Linked DNA regions of Mus musculus: region 1 is linked to region 2. A link is a loop called in an ENCODE intact Hi-C map of the cell type or tissue named here. Cell type or tissue: left cerebral cortex. All regions are shown on one strand. Links, peaks and the distances in the headings refer to the core of each region. The heading gives the core; the rest is flanking DNA. Region 1 has its middle 120 kb from the start of Slc7a11. Region 2 overlaps Slc7a11 (solute carrier family 7 (cationic amino acid transporter, y+ system), member 11).

The links. Peaks named below come from ENCODE experiments on the same cell type or tissue, not always from the same donor. Only the 100,000 strongest peaks of a DNase experiment are listed, where the experiment ranks them.
Region 1: it touches region 2 in a loop (2.0-fold over the local background); 1 of 42 quality-filtered maps calls a loop at or near these places.

The regions. Positions count from the first base shown.
Region 1 is chr3:50,321,118-50,329,462 of GRCm38, reverse strand. No RefSeq gene overlaps it. Among named protein-coding and RNA genes, the nearest start is that of Slc7a11, 120 kb to the left of the region's middle. In left cerebral cortex, for the core only: no CTCF peak of the experiment used is centred there; a DNase peak (open chromatin) is centred at 4,725.
Region 2 is chr3:50,371,425-50,379,769 of GRCm38, reverse strand. It overlaps Slc7a11 (solute carrier family 7 (cationic amino acid transporter, y+ system), member 11), which reads left to right. Exons shown (of 12, transcript NM_011990.2): 10 at 586-735; 11 at 2,029-2,206; 12 at 7,404-8,345. The coding sequence ends at 7,468. Among named protein-coding and RNA genes, the nearest start is that of Slc7a11, 68 kb to the left of the region's middle. In left cerebral cortex, for the core only: a CTCF peak has its summit at 4,052; no DNase peak of the experiment used is centred there.

The DNA of each region.
Region 1 (8,345 bases), core at 179-8,178, 50 kb after region 2:
TATTAGTGGCTTAGTGAACATTTTTAGAAGGCAGAAAGGTTATTAGAGGCACAAATAGTTTTATTTGCTGTTTTCTAACATGGCCATTGCACTCATGAACCCACAGGAGCTAAGGTTGTCTTATAGTCTACTTTTTGTTTGTGAAGAAACAGTGCATTCTGAAATGATTATAAACAATATAGTTATTGAACACACATAAAACACAAGCACAATTCTTTTTACTGTTATTGAACAACGTTGAATATAATTGCAGTACTGTGTTCTTATGCAGCCTCTGGTACAGGGAGTTAGTTCACTTCTACATCACTACAGATCCAAAGAATGTATTGTGTTGAAGTGTGTCCAATGACATTAAGTAATAGAGATTCCACTTCAATTATAATGCTATGCATATACCATAGTATTTATGGTCTGTCATTGACCAAATATTGTCATGTGGTACACTTAATATTTAGCAGTCCAAGAGAACATAAATAAAAAATTAAACCCAGAAAGTAGGGAAGAGTGTGAGGACATTGGCATGGTCCACACACTGTGTGAGATCTTGAGTTTTCAAACCTAGGACACAAACCAGCAGCACCACAGAGCTGACATGAGAACACAACTCTGCAAGCTCTTGGGATGCCAACAGTGTGAAGAATACATTGGCTGTTAAAAATGGACCCATGGGGTGGATGAGTTCATTTCTTGAGTAGTTATTTTAATGAGCAATCACAATTAATTCCTCCATGTGATATGTTCTAATTTGGATATTTAAAAATCTCTTCTCTCCCCTTACTGTGAGTACAAGTGAAGTTATCAACTTTAATTAAAAACAAAGAACCAGAAGTTTAGAGTGACAGCTGGGTAGATAAGAGAACCTATGCCCTTCCAAAAGATCCAAATTCAGTTCCCAGTACCCACATGGTGGTTCCCAACCATCTGAAATTTCATTTTCAGTGGATTGATGCTCTTTTTAACCTCTGTGGATGCCAGGCACATATGTGATGCACATGCATGTCTGCAGTCCCACAAAACACTCATCCACATAAAAATAACTATTGAGAGAGAGAGAGAGAGAGACAGACAGACAGAGAGAGACAGAGACAGAGAGAGAGGGAGAGAGAGAGAGAAGTTGAGTCCTGAAATTTGTGTCTCCTCACTGATGTTCCTGTTTGTTTCTTTCTCTTTGTCCAGAAGACTAATTGAGCAGAAAAATTCCAAAGTATTTAATAAAATCTCAAGGCAGGAAACAACTTCTTGTGCTGAAGTGCAAGCCGACTTAACAGAAATCAGAGTCTGCAGGTGTCCAGTTCTTGTAAGTGCTGGGCTTGTGATATTCACCATTAGAAGACAGAGAGAAGGACTGAGAAATAGATCTTCAAGTTTAATGACAGATGCATCACCCTGAGTCCCAGGTTTCATAAAGAAGCTCCTATTCTAAGAGTGTTTGCATCCCAACATGAAAGGATATTACCCCCTTTCTGGATAATTGTGCCCTGTGTGTTCTACCTTAGTAGAATGTCAACCTCTTCCCTTTCCAGCAAGGCATAGAACAGAGTGGTAGCGGAGACTTTTGAGGTGAGTCTTTCACATGATAACACTTCAGGAATCATTTCATTGTCCTCTCTGTTCAGACAGCAAGTGGCTTCATATGAGTCAGTGGTAACAATGGCTAAATTCACTGCATAAACAGCTTCATGGAAAGATCCACGTATTAAAAAGAGGAGGGACTTCACATTCCTGAAATTTCTTACTTAGTATAAGCCCTTTAATTCGTTTTTCAGTTAAAATGCTAATTTTGATACACTTTCATTAGAAATGAAAATATGCAAATATAAAAACAAAGTAATGTATGTGCATATGTGTCTCATAATCAGTGACACAAAGAAAACAGGTTGAAATTTTGCAATAATTTGGAGCTTCAAACTCTGAGTTTCCAATGTATTTTAATTGACGATCTATGCATTTTAAAGTGGGTTTTCAAGGCGAGTCTGCTGAGCACTGAATGGCCCATGATGAATCATGTTTGTGGTTTATTTTCTTGATGCATTCCCATGGCCTTGGAGAGTAGCATCCTTAATGAATAGGAGCACTCTGCATTTTTATACTCTTATTGCTCTGTAAATATTAAGAGGCATTTGAAAAACAGGCTTTCTCACCTTTGTAGTTTATGTCAGACAAGAGTTTTATTTACCACACCTTTTAGAAAAGAAAATGAGAGGGAAAAGAAAGTAAATGGCTGGCCTTTATGCTAAAGGATAAAACGAGGGATCTATCAGTATAGATTTTTCTTGAATCCTAATTTAGTTTTGAAATCATTTACTTTCAAGAAACAAAAGCAATCATTTTTTTTATTCTTTGGATAGTATTTCATTTCTATGCAAAATATTTGACTTTAGAGTATAGAAGTTGAACTAATAATCGATCACTTGAGTTTTGTGTTTATTATTTCCTGTTACTTTGTATTTTATAATTTTATTCATTAGATGCTTATCATTTAAGTGTTTAAGCTTGTAGGATAACAATCTTTAAGAAATTGGAGAAATGGAAATTAATGGGGAAAAATAGTTAATACTGAATCATAAAATACATTTCACAATATTCAATAAATTTAGCTGAAAACTCGACCTTAGTTTTTTTAATAGTTAACAGAGAACATTCTAGAAACATTTTACCTCTAGCACTGAAGGTTTTTTCCTGTGTGTCCTACCGTGAAATTAGATTGCTTACATATTCCACTATATACTTTCAAAATGGTATATTTAATGCATAGTTAAGATACCGAGAAAAGATTGTTAAATCAACTATGGAAATAAGCTATATTTTAATCAAACTGGAAAACCAATTTTCTTGGTGTCAATAGTTTTTGGTGGGATAAGATGATCTTTTGGTTATGGTAAGAACACCTAAAGAGAAAATGGAAGTGAAAAAAAATTTTTTGTTGTTTTTACTGTGTTGTTGTGTATCCAACAATCCTTACATGGCTTAAGATGATGGTGGACAATTTTATCATTATAAATTATCACAATGATCAACTAGGTCAGTGGGGGAATTTCAAGTAAATATTCAATATAAGCTGAACAAATTAAGTTATCTCTGTGGAACATATTGAAGAATGTCTAACAGTATTGTTAGACTAACTGGGAGAGCATCCAAGGGATGTATTTGGACTTTGGCACCTTTTCCCCCTGATCAACAGAGTATGGAAATAGTTGCTCTCTCCAGATGTTAAAATCATAGTGGCAATATTTGTTGACTGGACGTTACATGCCACAATATGTAATTGCTGCAGTCATATTAACATAGCATATTCGTGATTTGTAGTTTAAAAAAAAAGCCACAAACAAAGGCCTGGGACAAGTGACTGTAACTCACTGTGTGTTAAGGAAAGACATCAAGATAGTACTGTTAGTGGTATGCATAAGAGGGAAACATGGGCTCTTCTGAATGGATAGATAAAGATTTCTGGGAAGAACTGGTACCTGAGGGGGTCTGGAGAAACAGCTAGAATAGGACCTGGAAGAAGAAAGCACTTCTTGCAGAAAACACCTTTTTTCAAGTGTAAGTGTGTGATTGTCTTCTGGTCTCCTCCTGTCTTAGATGTCATTCTTGTCCACAGAAAAGTTACCATAAGGAGCCATTTTACTTCTCCCTTCTCCTGCACACCACCAGACCCTGCTAAGTTTTCCACGCTTCTGTCCTGTCTGTCTCCGTGGCTGCTTGTGGGGTTCTCAAAATACTGGTTGAAGTGCGTTGCTCACTTAGATTCTTGACACTGTTTCTCTCATAATTGACTTGAGAGACATGAAGATCAGTTCCACATCTCTGTGCATTGATATGGATATGGTTAGATTATAGGGACACTTCTTCATTTCTATTCCCCTGATGCCCATTGGGACCAGCCATCTAACATCCCCAAATCCAGACAAGCTGAGTGCAGGGTCCAGTTCTCTGCTAAACCAGAGACTGGGGGCACAGGGTTGGAAGTTGCCAGGGGAGGCAGGAATTGTGAGCAATTTTGTTTACTAGAAATATGAGAGACATATAAGAAATTGTTAAAACATGGAGTTGAAAGATATTCTAGCTTCAACCTATAGAGGTATTTGACAGAATGGGAAAATTGCATTTGGTTTGATAAGAGATGATTTTTGATAGAGGGTTTTCAGCGGGGTTTACTATACGTATTCATCTTTCTCTCTCCCTCTCCCCCTCCCCCTCCCCCTCTCTCTTTCCTTCCCTCCCTCTCCTGGTTATAGGAGGATAAAGGGAGAAGTCTCCTGGTGTTCAGCCAGAATAGCCTCTCTCTCCTTATCTCATCTCTTCTCTCTTACTGCAGTGCACATGCTCATCTGTCTGCACAGATGTTTCACTGTCATAGACATTTCACTGTAGTTGGGGGGGCGCGTGAGGTGCCATTGTTTTATCTCCCCATGGTGATAACCCTAACCCTAACTTTAATCCCAAACCCAGTCCTAACAGCTCTGGAAACTTGAGAAGGGCTTCTTGAAGAAGAAAACAGAGGATGAATTCTCTCAGTCCTCTTTGGAATGCCATGGTTATAAAGGGCACAAACGTCTTTTAGAGGGAGGTGTATTACTTTTGACAAAGAAAGTAGACAACACCATTAAAATTGGAACCCCGACTGAACCCCTTTGCACTGGCAGAAACTAGACAGAAGCTAAAACAAATCTCTGAGTATCACACTCTGCCGACAGCAGCGAGGTTGTTTAGCGAGATTCTAGCCAAGTGTTCGAGGGACTCTGAAATGCTTCCAGTTTACAGTACATTTGGCAACTCTCTGGTGGATAATCTTTTTTGATGTGTATTCTGTTTGGAAGTGAACTTGATACCGGTTGCTTTAAGTAGTATTTTTTTTTAAATCTGTTGCTGTGTTAATTATAGCAGGGACAACCGCAACACAATCACAGAGTGATGTGAATGTTTTATTCAATGAACCAAAGAAATATCCACCAGGGCTGTATAGAAATGGCAGTGGACTGTAAACAATCAAATATGAACGAGGCTAGGTAGCCAATGGCACTGACGACTTATGAAGCTGAACACTAGGAATTTTTCCCAGCTGCAGTTTATGTGAGAGTCACTGAAGAAAGCAACCCCTGGCATGATTATATTTTCTCATGGAATGTAACTAATTTCACACTGGAATAATTTTGACAAGCGCTCTTAGTTTCTTCCCATATGTTTTATTTTATTGTCTTGAAAAGTGGTCCTTGCCCTGGCACATTTGGTTGCTATTGAACACTGTAGGAAAAATGTTTACATTTTGAGCAATCATCAGTAACTGAAAAAGGAGGTAAGTCATGGCACATTGCTTTTGCACAATTGTGTGTAGGCAGAGGCCTTAAGACCTCTGCCTACACACCAAAGCAAAGAAGCCATCTTGGCTTCTCCACAAGACCTGAGGCAAAGAGACGACTGGAAATCACGATGGACGCGTAAGCTGGGAATCCATAACCATCCAGACCAGGCGTGTATGTAGGAAAGCCAAGAAATCACTTTGTTCCCAGTTTAAGCAGAAACGCTTGAGAGGTAATGGCATAATTGGCTAATGTTCTAGGATGCTCGGTATTTACTCCTTTTTTTTGTCTTAAAAGCTATTCTACAAATGTTTTATAAAATATGTACAAAGGGAAATAAAGAGTGCACAAAAGGCACACTGACTGTAGGTCTCTGACTTTCTTCAAAGCTATATAAATAGCTTTCATGTACGGATGTTGCATCGACTCTTGAATATCTTTTAGAAGGCTTTACTTTGTACTTAATTCTTTTATGGACTCAAAAAGAAAGCAAGCTTTAAATGGCTTATGTGAATTTACCTTCTCTACCTCCATTCCATACATATGAAGATACACACAAGTATATATATATATATATATATATATATATACACACACATTCACATACGTATATCTCTCCCATACCAACACACCTCACACAGCTGTATTTCCCCACTTATATATCCCACAAACACAATCTGCCCCCGTACCTGTATACCCCAACCTATACAGCCCTACAGTTAGATTCCCCATATCCCTTTTCTTGCAGAAATGTAAAGACTTATGCTGTAGATAAAAATCAGTCTGTCAAAAAAAGTCTGTTATTTCAGGGTGAAAACAATTTTGCTCTCTGTCCTTTCAGAATTCTCAGTCAGGATGTCCTGTAGCAAAATAGAGATTCATAAGTGCAGGACGAACAGAAGTTCATTCCTACTTGTTCCTTATGCATTAATGGGGCTACTCAGAGATAAAAGTGAATCTTCAGGGACAGAGTTCAAGCTTATGCTTAGTACTCAGAACAACTGAAGCCCAGGCTCACTCAGTCCTATTCTGTTCTTCTACTCTATTTGTCATTTGAATGTCTTCCAAATGGGTGAAATGGAGCTATAGTGAAGTTAAATTACCCCCCTCTTCTCTCTGCGAAAAAAAAAAAACAGACACTACACAGACTAACAGGAGAAAGATATATAAATATACCATGAGTCTATGTGCAGGAGACTGAGAAAATATAAGATGGGAAGAAAAGCCAATGCTTAGAAAATATATAGAGTCCAAATCTGTAGAGGAAGGAGGAGTTTAGAGTTTCTGGACCTGGTGGTGGTTATAGGAGGCTAAAAAGAGAAGACACCTGGTATTTAGTCAGATAAAGGAGTAAATTTAAAGGACGTTCGTGTCATGGTTTGGGGAAGAAAGAGAAGTCAGGACATGAATTCAGGAGTTTGCCTTCCTTTAGCACCACATGAAAAGTACAGCTAAACATCATTGTTTGATGATGTTGTTTTTCTGAGTCCCAGGACAAAGAAGCGTTAGATGTTAACAAGCAGGGCTATAATTTCTCTGAGATACCCTGGCACCCATTATTCTGTAGCTGTGCCAGCAGTAATGAAGATATTCTAAATGAGAGACACCTCTATTCCTTCCCTTGGCTACCAGAAACTTAAATAACGGAGTCTAAGAAATTGGGACCCTGGTGCCAGTTAGAGGGGAAAATTGTCTTCCAGAAAGCGATTTCACACAGGTCTAACAACTTGTCAGACCACATTGCAAGGAGGGAGTGGAACTGAGACCATGTGATGAACAGAGCTTAAAGCTCAACCCAACTCTAATGCCCAAGATAGAGCTGGGAGTCCCTAGACTCTGGTATTTGTTTCCTTCCTCCTTATGAGTAGCCCAAACCAATCATCCCATTGAATCAATCACGTTCCTGATTTTTAACTGTGACTCATCCTCATTAATTGGCCTATTGAGGATGAGTGGCCAGGACCCAGACTCTAATCATAAATCTTCCAGAAGAATTTCAACATAGTACCAGTGTAAGATAATAAAAACAAGAAAACAATGTTATTCATTCAAAGATAATTGGGTGTTGTTGTTTTTAACACCTGGCACCATGTTAATGTGCAAAAGGCATAAAGAACTGAGCGAGATGATACTATTTCTTGACTTCTTAGATGCAGAATAGCAAATCCACAGGCAACTATGACATCCTGTGATAAGCTCTGTAATAAAATAATGATTCATAGGTCATGGTAGAACTCATGATACATTATACCCCAAAGAAGAATGGAAGACACCATTCTAAAATATACCTCTATGGCATATTGACTATTTTGAGAAACAACCGCAATTGGATCATAACTGGAAAATTAACTATTTTTAAGAGAAACCTATAGACAAAAATCTCCATTGCGTGTGTTTTTGTGGCTGTGTGTTCCTGTGAGTGCAGGTGCGTGTACATGTGTATGCATGTGGGGGTCAGAGGTTAATGGCTGATGACAACTGTCTTCTTTATTTTCTTTTTTTCCACAGTACCACCACCACCACCACCACCACCACCACCCTCATCATTGTTATTTTGAAACAGAGTCTTTCACTAAACCAGGAGCTCTCTCTCGATTTCATCTGGAATGGCTGACCAGCAAACCCTGAGTATCCTCCCGTGTCGGAGTCCTCAGTGTTGGGGTTATAGGTGTGAGCTACCACATCTGCCTTTTACTTAGGAGTAGGGGATCCAAACTCAGATGTTCATGATTGCACCAAAGCATTTGATGACTGAGCCATGTCCTGACGCTGAAATTTCTGCTTTTTAAGTTACTGATCTCTGAAACCTCTGCAGAGGATGAGGAAGTAGAGAAGGGGTTCTCTTGGATCTGTGGAAAAGAGCCTGTCTTTATCTAAGGTGGGACTGCCTTGGTCTTCTAATCCTTCCTCACATTTCCTTCAACCCTTCCTTTGTTTCGTAGAACAATACCATTGCAGACTGAAGTTTAAATGTTTTCTTTGAGATTGAGTCTAGAGTCTAGCCTCACTTCCTGGATTCTCCTAAGGCCCTAAGAAAATACAGGA
Region 2 (8,345 bases), core at 304-8,303:
GTCTTGCAAGCACGAGAACTTGAGTTTAGTCCCTCAGAACCAATAGTGGCATAGTAACTTGCATTCATAATCCCAGTGCTTGGTAGGCAGAGACAGGAGGCTCCCCAGAGTTCACTGGCCAGTCAGCCTAGCCTGCATGGCCAATCTAGGCCAATGAGAGACCCTGTCTCCCAAGGTAGAAATTGTCTTCTGGCTTCCACATGCATTTACAAATATCCCTGCATTTATACACATGTGCACCTGTGTCGAGATGGACAGACACCGTTCCACACAAAAGCAAAACAACATAAAATACGTTGTCTCCTTTCCAAGGAAAAGGGAACCGACAAAGGAACGAAACAGCAAATTCTTACAAAATTCTGGCTGAAATGGGGCTCCTGACAGCATCCTCCAAAGGAGGCTTTGTTGCAGCATAAGAACAGAATATGGAAAAGAAGTTTGTGGGATCCAGGCTTTGGTCAGGATGGTAGCATTATGAGTAACTAATGGATGGGACTTACAGTGTGAAGTGAGGCTATTGACTGTTGTTACCTGTTCCCTCTTAGTCCCTTTGCTTACGTTGTCTCTCCTCCTTCTCCACCCCAGCATCCTCTGACGATGGTGATGCTCTTCTCCGGAGACCTCTATAGTCTTCTAAATTTCCTCAGTTTTGCCAGGTGGCTTTTTATGGGGCTGGCAGTCGCAGGACTGATTTATCTTCGATACAAACGCCCAGATATGCATCGTCCTTTCAAGGTAACCTCGGCCATCTTGATGGGTTTACATAAATCTCTCTCCTAACACCTAGGCCTCCTTTTGTCATAACTTGATGATGGGCATGGGCAGGTTGGGTAGGGTAGGGGCCTGCGGAATATGATATTTAACTCTTGCTGGGGGAACCTCCTCTGTTGCACTTCACTTGGGGAAATGACATGCGTGTTTAGGTATGATAGAGTGAACTTGTCACAGATTTTATCTGTGGAGAGCAGACAGTGTTAAAAGATACTTTTCACATTGGGTTTTCATGCATGGCTTGGGTAAGTCCAGAGCATGGCATACCCCTGTCTTCGTACTAACTGATTGCGAACAGCTGGGCTGTGAAAGAAAGAGAATTTCATTAGTTAAAACTCGGCCAAGAGTGCTGCTTTACAGACTAGGTATTTGAGTCCTTGTTGTAACTTGTTAACATTGTGGTGTTTTTTTCTGCTATATACTCTAAAGCAGCAACTCTTCACAAGTGGGTTGCGGCCCCTTGGGGTTCAAATGACCCTTTCACAGGGTTGCTTAAGACCACTGACAACACTGATATTTACATTATGATTGATGATGGTATAAAAATTACAGTTACAAAGTAGCAATGAAAATAATTTATGGTTGGGGGGTGTCACCACATATGAAACTGTATTAAAAGGTTGTAGCATTAGGAAGGTTGAGATACCAAAGGGAAAGCTCACCACAGAGTAGATAACCAGTTCCTCTACCTGGCGCTTTCCTTTGGCAGGGCTGGAGAGCAGCCTTGTCATCCATCGGTCTCAGACGTCCGTGGGTCGGTGTGATCTCACTATTTATTTGCTTTTAAGACTTAGCACAGATAATGCTGCCAGTCATGTTATCAGGATTTGACTCTAATTGTATCGGTTGCCACATGCTCGCAGCATCTTTATTAGCTGTTGACTAGGAGTTGGCCCGTTTCATTCCCATTCGGGTCTTATTGTGACTCTCAACAGGAAATCAATATTCACTGAAAGGTTTTAACATGTAGCAAAGCCACTGGCGCTCTTGACTCCGTGGGTTCTAATTGTGATTATCAAAGAACCAATCTCCTAAGATGAAAAATGTAAATCATGTTGATACTTTCCTAGAAAAGAAATTTGAATAGACCATCCGCTAGGAAACAAAATTTCTTAGCTCAAGACTTGGTTCACATGTTCTAAAACAAGTTAAGAAATTATACTGACCTGCTCTGCGATGACCCGGTCATGTGACTGACGCCCTCTACCCCGGTGGACTGCGCAGGCGTGAAGCTGTTTTCTTTTGGTTGTGTTTCAGGTGCCTCTCTTCATCCCGGCACTATTTTCCTTCACCTGCCTCTTCATGGTTGTCCTCTCTCTTTACTCGGACCCATTCAGCACCGGGGTCGGTTTTCTTATCACCTTGACTGGGGTCCCTGCATATTATCTCTTCATTGTATGGGACAAGAAACCCAAGTGGTTCAGACGATTATCAGGTAAGTCTTTTAAGCATCTTGGCCCCGGCTAGATACTGTGTTGTAGAAAACCCATAAAGCTGTACATGGCTAATATGCATCTCTTAGAGAATAAAGCTACTAGTGGCACAACGGTCAGTTAAACTAAATGACTGCATTGTAACTGCAGCATGAAGAGAGAGACAGGAAAGGCATGCAGAGTGCAGCCCTTCTGGGTATTTCATTCTGGTGGTCGTCGTCACTGGAGTTTTAGAGAAAGAATAGCTTCTTTAGGTAGAAGTTTTTCAGTGCTGCCCACTGCTTTTCTGAATCCCTTAGTGACATCATGATTGTGTTCTTTGGTTGAACAAAGTCTAGTGGCTATGCTAGCATTAAGTTGACCAATGATGTAAGGTTTGTTGGGGAGTGAGGTGGAAGGTAGCAAATGTCTTAAACATCATGGCTCTAATACTACCTCGTTAGGAAGAGGTTTTCAGTAACAACAACGACGACAACAACAACAACAACCACCACCACCACCAAGCCAAGAGTAGCAGCTTTCTTGTGTGGTTTCTCTATGTTTGCACATGTGTGAGCATATTCTCCCAACAACCATTTACGTAGTAGAAGCCATTGTCCATATTGCACATTTGCTGAACATCAAAATTCTGCATATGTAGCAGAGGATGGTCTCATTGGACATCAATGGGAGAAGAGGCCCTTGGTCCTATGAAGGCTCGATGCCCCAGCATAAGCAGGAGTGGGTACGTGGGTGGGGGAACACCCTCATAGAAACACGGGGGTGGGGGTGGGATAGGGGGTTTTGGGATGGGCGACCGGGAAAAGGAATAACATTTGAAATGTAAATAAAGGAAATATCCAATAAAAATTTACTGCAATAGATCCTCGTCCTATGACAAAATATCAGACTAAAACATTTAAAGAGGTCTTGAGCATGCGTGACAGAAAGCCGGAGGCCTAGAGGAGCCAGCAGCCTTTGAGATGGGTGGGGCAGAGGAGAACAAAGCGAAAGTTCTTCTTGTTGTCCCCACTAGAAGGCTTTCTTTCTTTCCCTGTGCAGTCAGCCAGTTCTAGCTGGTCTTTCCTCTCACTCACAAACTCAGGCTCCAGGCTGCTCTGTCAATTCAGATCAGACATTTTCAAACATGATCTTTTTCTTCATTGCCCTTCTGTGCTTGGGTAATTTTAGAGGTTTTGCTGTGTTTTCTCCTCTGATGATGGTCTGAGTATCTTCAAGGCTGCTGCATTAGCCATTTGTGGAAGGAACTGCTATGGAGGAAACCCAGGGTGGTGGTTGGTTCTCGGGACACTGTTAACTCTTACCAGCAACAGGGCAGAGTGCTCTGCTTTAAACTGTGATCATCGCCGCTCTTTATCTTTATAGACGCCTTGAAAGGAAGTGGGGGAAAACAGCAGTCCTTGTAATTCTGTTTGATTTTCCTCTCAGGCAGTGTTCTTGTAGTAAGATAAAGAAAATTCATAATATTTATTGCTGCAGAAGCAAGTATTTTCTTAGCCTTTGGCCAAAACAAAACACACAGATGAAACCAGAGAGTCCTATAGTAGTGCCCAACCCTTCCCCAAAGACACACTTTGTGTTAGAGAGAAAACTCCACGTGAGCTTGGAGGCAGGCGAGCCTTGCCCAGAGCAGTTGGTTCAATAGTTTAATATCATGTTGTTTTGCCCGGTGAAATTCTCTAGTTTTTATGTTTTATCTCTTCTTTAACCTTAGTATGTGTGAATAGATTAATCCTGGGAACATCTATTTCCAGAAGTTGTAACTAGACATCATTCTAGTGCACAGATACTGGACAGGCTAGTTGGCACAGTCAGGGAGTGTTCTGAGCCTAAGGAAGTGAGATTTTAAAAGATCTGATGAATGTCTCTGGCCACAGGATGCCAGTATTGAACCACTTTTTTATGTGATAGCATCTCCAAAGCTAGAAGAAAGCACTCTCTTAAGGGGGTAGTCAGATATGCAGAAAGCTTTCTCCTCTGTAACAATGGGGCAGACCTTTAGTTACTTATATTTATATTATGATATAAATGTATTTATACACATATTTATCTATATTACATATATTTGTATTACATATTATAATTTATATAATTGTAATATATATCTTGTAATACAAATTATAGTACAAATTATATGTAATATTATATCTATATATTATATATTTATATTATTCACTTATTTACAAACAGACAAGCTTCTTAGAGGAGGAAAAGTGTGCAGGTTCACCCTGATATGTTTGGATACACAGAATACTAGACCCAGGAAACCCACGCCAGGGCTAGCAGCAGCCATTGAACTTGGTAGCCTCTCCTTATCTACCCAACCCTATTGCAGCTAAGAGCCATTAGGATGACTGGCAGTCAGTCCCTCTTGCTCAGGGAGAGATATAGAGGCAGCCTTATTTTTGGTTGTAAAGGGGGGGGGGGATTTACTCTGGCCACCATGAACAGAATGCCTGTAATCCATCTTTGTGGACAGCAAGCTTGCAATTCGAGAGCCTAAGAGCCTATGCTGCCTAAAGCCTTTCAAGGTGGCTTCATTGGGAACAGTCCACCAAAAGCTGGTGAATGCATTTACAAACTGTCCTGAAGGTTAGAGATGACCATTTTAATTCATTAAGTTCACCTATAGATTTCTTAGGGGCTCAGAAGATGTCCCATTAAAAATATGAATATAGATATATATAAATAAATACAAAACCATTCACCTCCTCCCCCCTTTAAGAGAACATACTGTTATTTTTAATATAATTTCTGGGGCAGGATAGCTTTGCACTGCTTCCCAGGCTAGCTCAATCCTGGCTGTTGATCCTCTGCGGATCCCAGGCGTATGTGTGGATGAGATTGTGCAAAGTCAGTTGTAGCCCTGGTTTCCTTTAAGAGTAACAAGGATGAAACATGGAAACCGAAATCACTGACTGGCTGTAAGGTTCTGTAGGTTGTAGTTATGGAAAACTCCAACTGTAGGTCATCAGCTTATCTTTATTTGAAAAGGCAGTAATAGAGATTTGTTATTGTATGGCCACTAACCTTACTGTGAGTATGGATACATAGCACTCCAAAAGTCACGTGTTCTGTAGTGTTTCTAGATGCTTCCTTGGTTCCATTGAGCACCTGTGCCAGCCCCACTGTTGTAGGTCAGCTTAGGAGGAAAAGTGGGGAAACCAATATGTACCTCAGGCCAAATGCCTATCTGAGCACTCCATCATGATAAACGTTACGGCACCACTAGGACCCCAAAGGGAGAGCTGGGGAGAATATGTCAACAGGGCTGGCTAGGCTGAACCACCCACTCTGGGTCTTGGTCTTGCTCTTGCTCTGCTGAGAGAAGAATGGAAACTGTGCTTTCAGAAGGACACAGGGCCATCCCAGTTGCTACTGTTGTCTGGAATGGATGCAAAGTTCCCACATCAGGGAGCAAGAGATCTAACAAGGCAGCATATAGAGACCTACATTAAGGCAAAGCAGTAGGAAAGAGCTTTGATGTCAGGAGTGGAGGACCAAGTGAGAAGACAGGATGGAGAGATTAGTTTAGGAGGTTATGCAGGAGTTTGAGCAGGGCTAACAGGGGCTTGAGGCCTTGTTTCTTTAACCCCATTGCTTGTTCTCCCTCTCTCTCTGTGTCTCTGTCTGTCTGTCTGACAATTTTACCATATTCTTCTCTGCAAATATGGGGTTTGATTGTTGCTTTCATGGCAGATTGGACTGTATAAAATACAACTTATTTAAGAAATATGTAAGGTATAACATTTGACATTACTGTACATGAGACCTCTCTAAATAAACGTAGGGTTAAAAACAAGCAAAAAACAAAACATCCCGCCTCCAAAGAAAAAAACCCATGGGATGTCCCCAGGCAAACTCCCTCAGTGATTATTACTGTATTTGTTTGTTACTTTTCTTTGTTCTGCAACAACATACCAGGCAAGAGGCAGTCTAAGGGAGGAAGGATTTTTGGTTCATAGTTTGGGTGATGACAGCCCATCCTGGCATAGAAGGCACAACTGCTGGGGTTTCCCGGGTGTCTGGTCCACTGTCTTCAGCAAGGGAGCAGAAACCAAGGAGAGGTTTTATAGGAAGTAAGGCTGGGCCATAAAGTCTCCAAACCTGCCCTCTTAACCTGCATTCCCCAGTGAGGCTGTACCCGTACACCTTACACAGTCTTCCTAAACAGCACCAACAAACAGATGGGGGCCAAGTGTTCAAAGGAGGGACATTTAGCAACACCACAAGAAGCAGAGAACAAAGGATAAAAATAGCTTTTAAAAACGTAGTTAAACATCGCGTGCAAGGGCTTGTTAGAATAAGAAGTCATCAGAGAAGAGAAAAGTGTCTGGAGGGGAAATGATTTGGGTCTGGAACCTTGGAGAGGATGCCACATAGGCTCCTTTAAGATCAGGAGACTTTGGAAGATGTTCTATGGGGACTGATGACAACAAGAAAACAAGAATGTCCGTAAAACCATCACCCCCAAGCCCAGCCCCCTAGCTCTGTGGTCAGAACATATTCTTAAAAGTAATACAAGCCAGGGGTTATTATATTTTGGTGTCCATTCGAGTTACCTCTTGCTGGGTTAAACCTTTAAGAGACTGAGACCTTGACTTGAAGCAAAATCTGAATTGTGGAGAGTGTTTAATGTAATTGGTCCAAGGACCAGACCTTAGTGACCCAAATTAGTCCAAGTTTCTCATTCTACTCATGAGACAGACTAGGTCTTGATAATTAAGATAATTTGCTGAACAGTACTACAGATTAGACACTGGAAATACTATTCTCCTCCTGACTGTTCTGAGAACTTGGTTGTTATCCCCTATGTAAAAAAAAAAAAAAAAAAAAAAAAAAAAAGAACAAACCCATTTTGAGCTGAACATGAACATGAAGAATATTTGTAAACATTTATTTATATCTTGGTTCCATTGTCTCAAAATATTTTCAGCCTCCTGGTTCATAAATAAATTTTCTTATTTGAATACAAAATATTAATATATTCTTACTGAGAAAGCATCATGGGATGTTGTAGTAGTGACAAGTCAACTAATTGAGGATGATAGGATTGTAATGAAGTAAATAATTCTCGGAAGTGCTCCGTGAAGAAGGGAGCTGTGTCTTCTCAGTATTCATCCCCAAATAATTCACATTTTGCTATTTTTATGCCACTGTGATTTTCATGCATTTTAATTTCTCCTTATTTCTTTATAGACAGAATAACCAGAACATTACAGATTATACTAGAAGTTGTACCAGAAGACTCTAAAGAATTATGAACTTAATGCATCAAAAGCTTGGCCATCTGCCCAGGATTGAGATACAAAATGGATTTTTATTTCAAGAAAACACAACGTTGATGATGGACTAAAGGAATCAGTTATCTCTATTCATATCCTCTAGCGTATTCAAATTAATTTCTGAGCAACTTACTGGTAACTCCATGTATTTGTAGCAAGCTAATATGCAAGTCATACAGTGAGGCAAGCTCACAGTTCTTGAGTCTAGTGCCTATCTGCTGGGGGGAAAGGAAAAAAAACCTAAGGGCTTTGGTACCTGGGCTATCATTCCTCTACCACGTTTCTTATCATGACTGAGAACCTTGAACAGAAGACCAAAATGGTTTCTGTATATATGAGGTCTATAAACATAGCTTTACCTACTGGGGACATCTATACTGTGAAAGTATTTTGTTTTTTATTTTTCTGGAAAAAAATGTCATTATTGTAGCAAAGAAGGTAGAATGACTTTGATATTGACATTGGACTCTTTTCCCTTAGTGATCAACATGGCTGTCACTTATCTTTCAATGGCTTATACTCAGAGCATCAGAACAAAAGATGAGGGAGTAGTGTGTGTGAGTGTGTGTGTGTGTGTGTGTGTGTGTGTGTGTGTGTGTGTGTGTGTGTGTGTGTGTAGCTTGAGATCAAATTCAGGGCTTTACAAAAGCCAGACAAGCACTCTACCATTGAAATACACATACACCCTAATTTTCCTAAATGCATAAAATAAGTATTTCCAGGGGTTAGTATTCATGACACAATCCTAGGAACTATGTTTGTACTAAAATCATTGAGAACTTGTTAGGTTAACTTCATCATAGCTCATTGTGAGGAAGCTCGGTGTTTGCAACATCACTGTGCATTCATTGTGGTT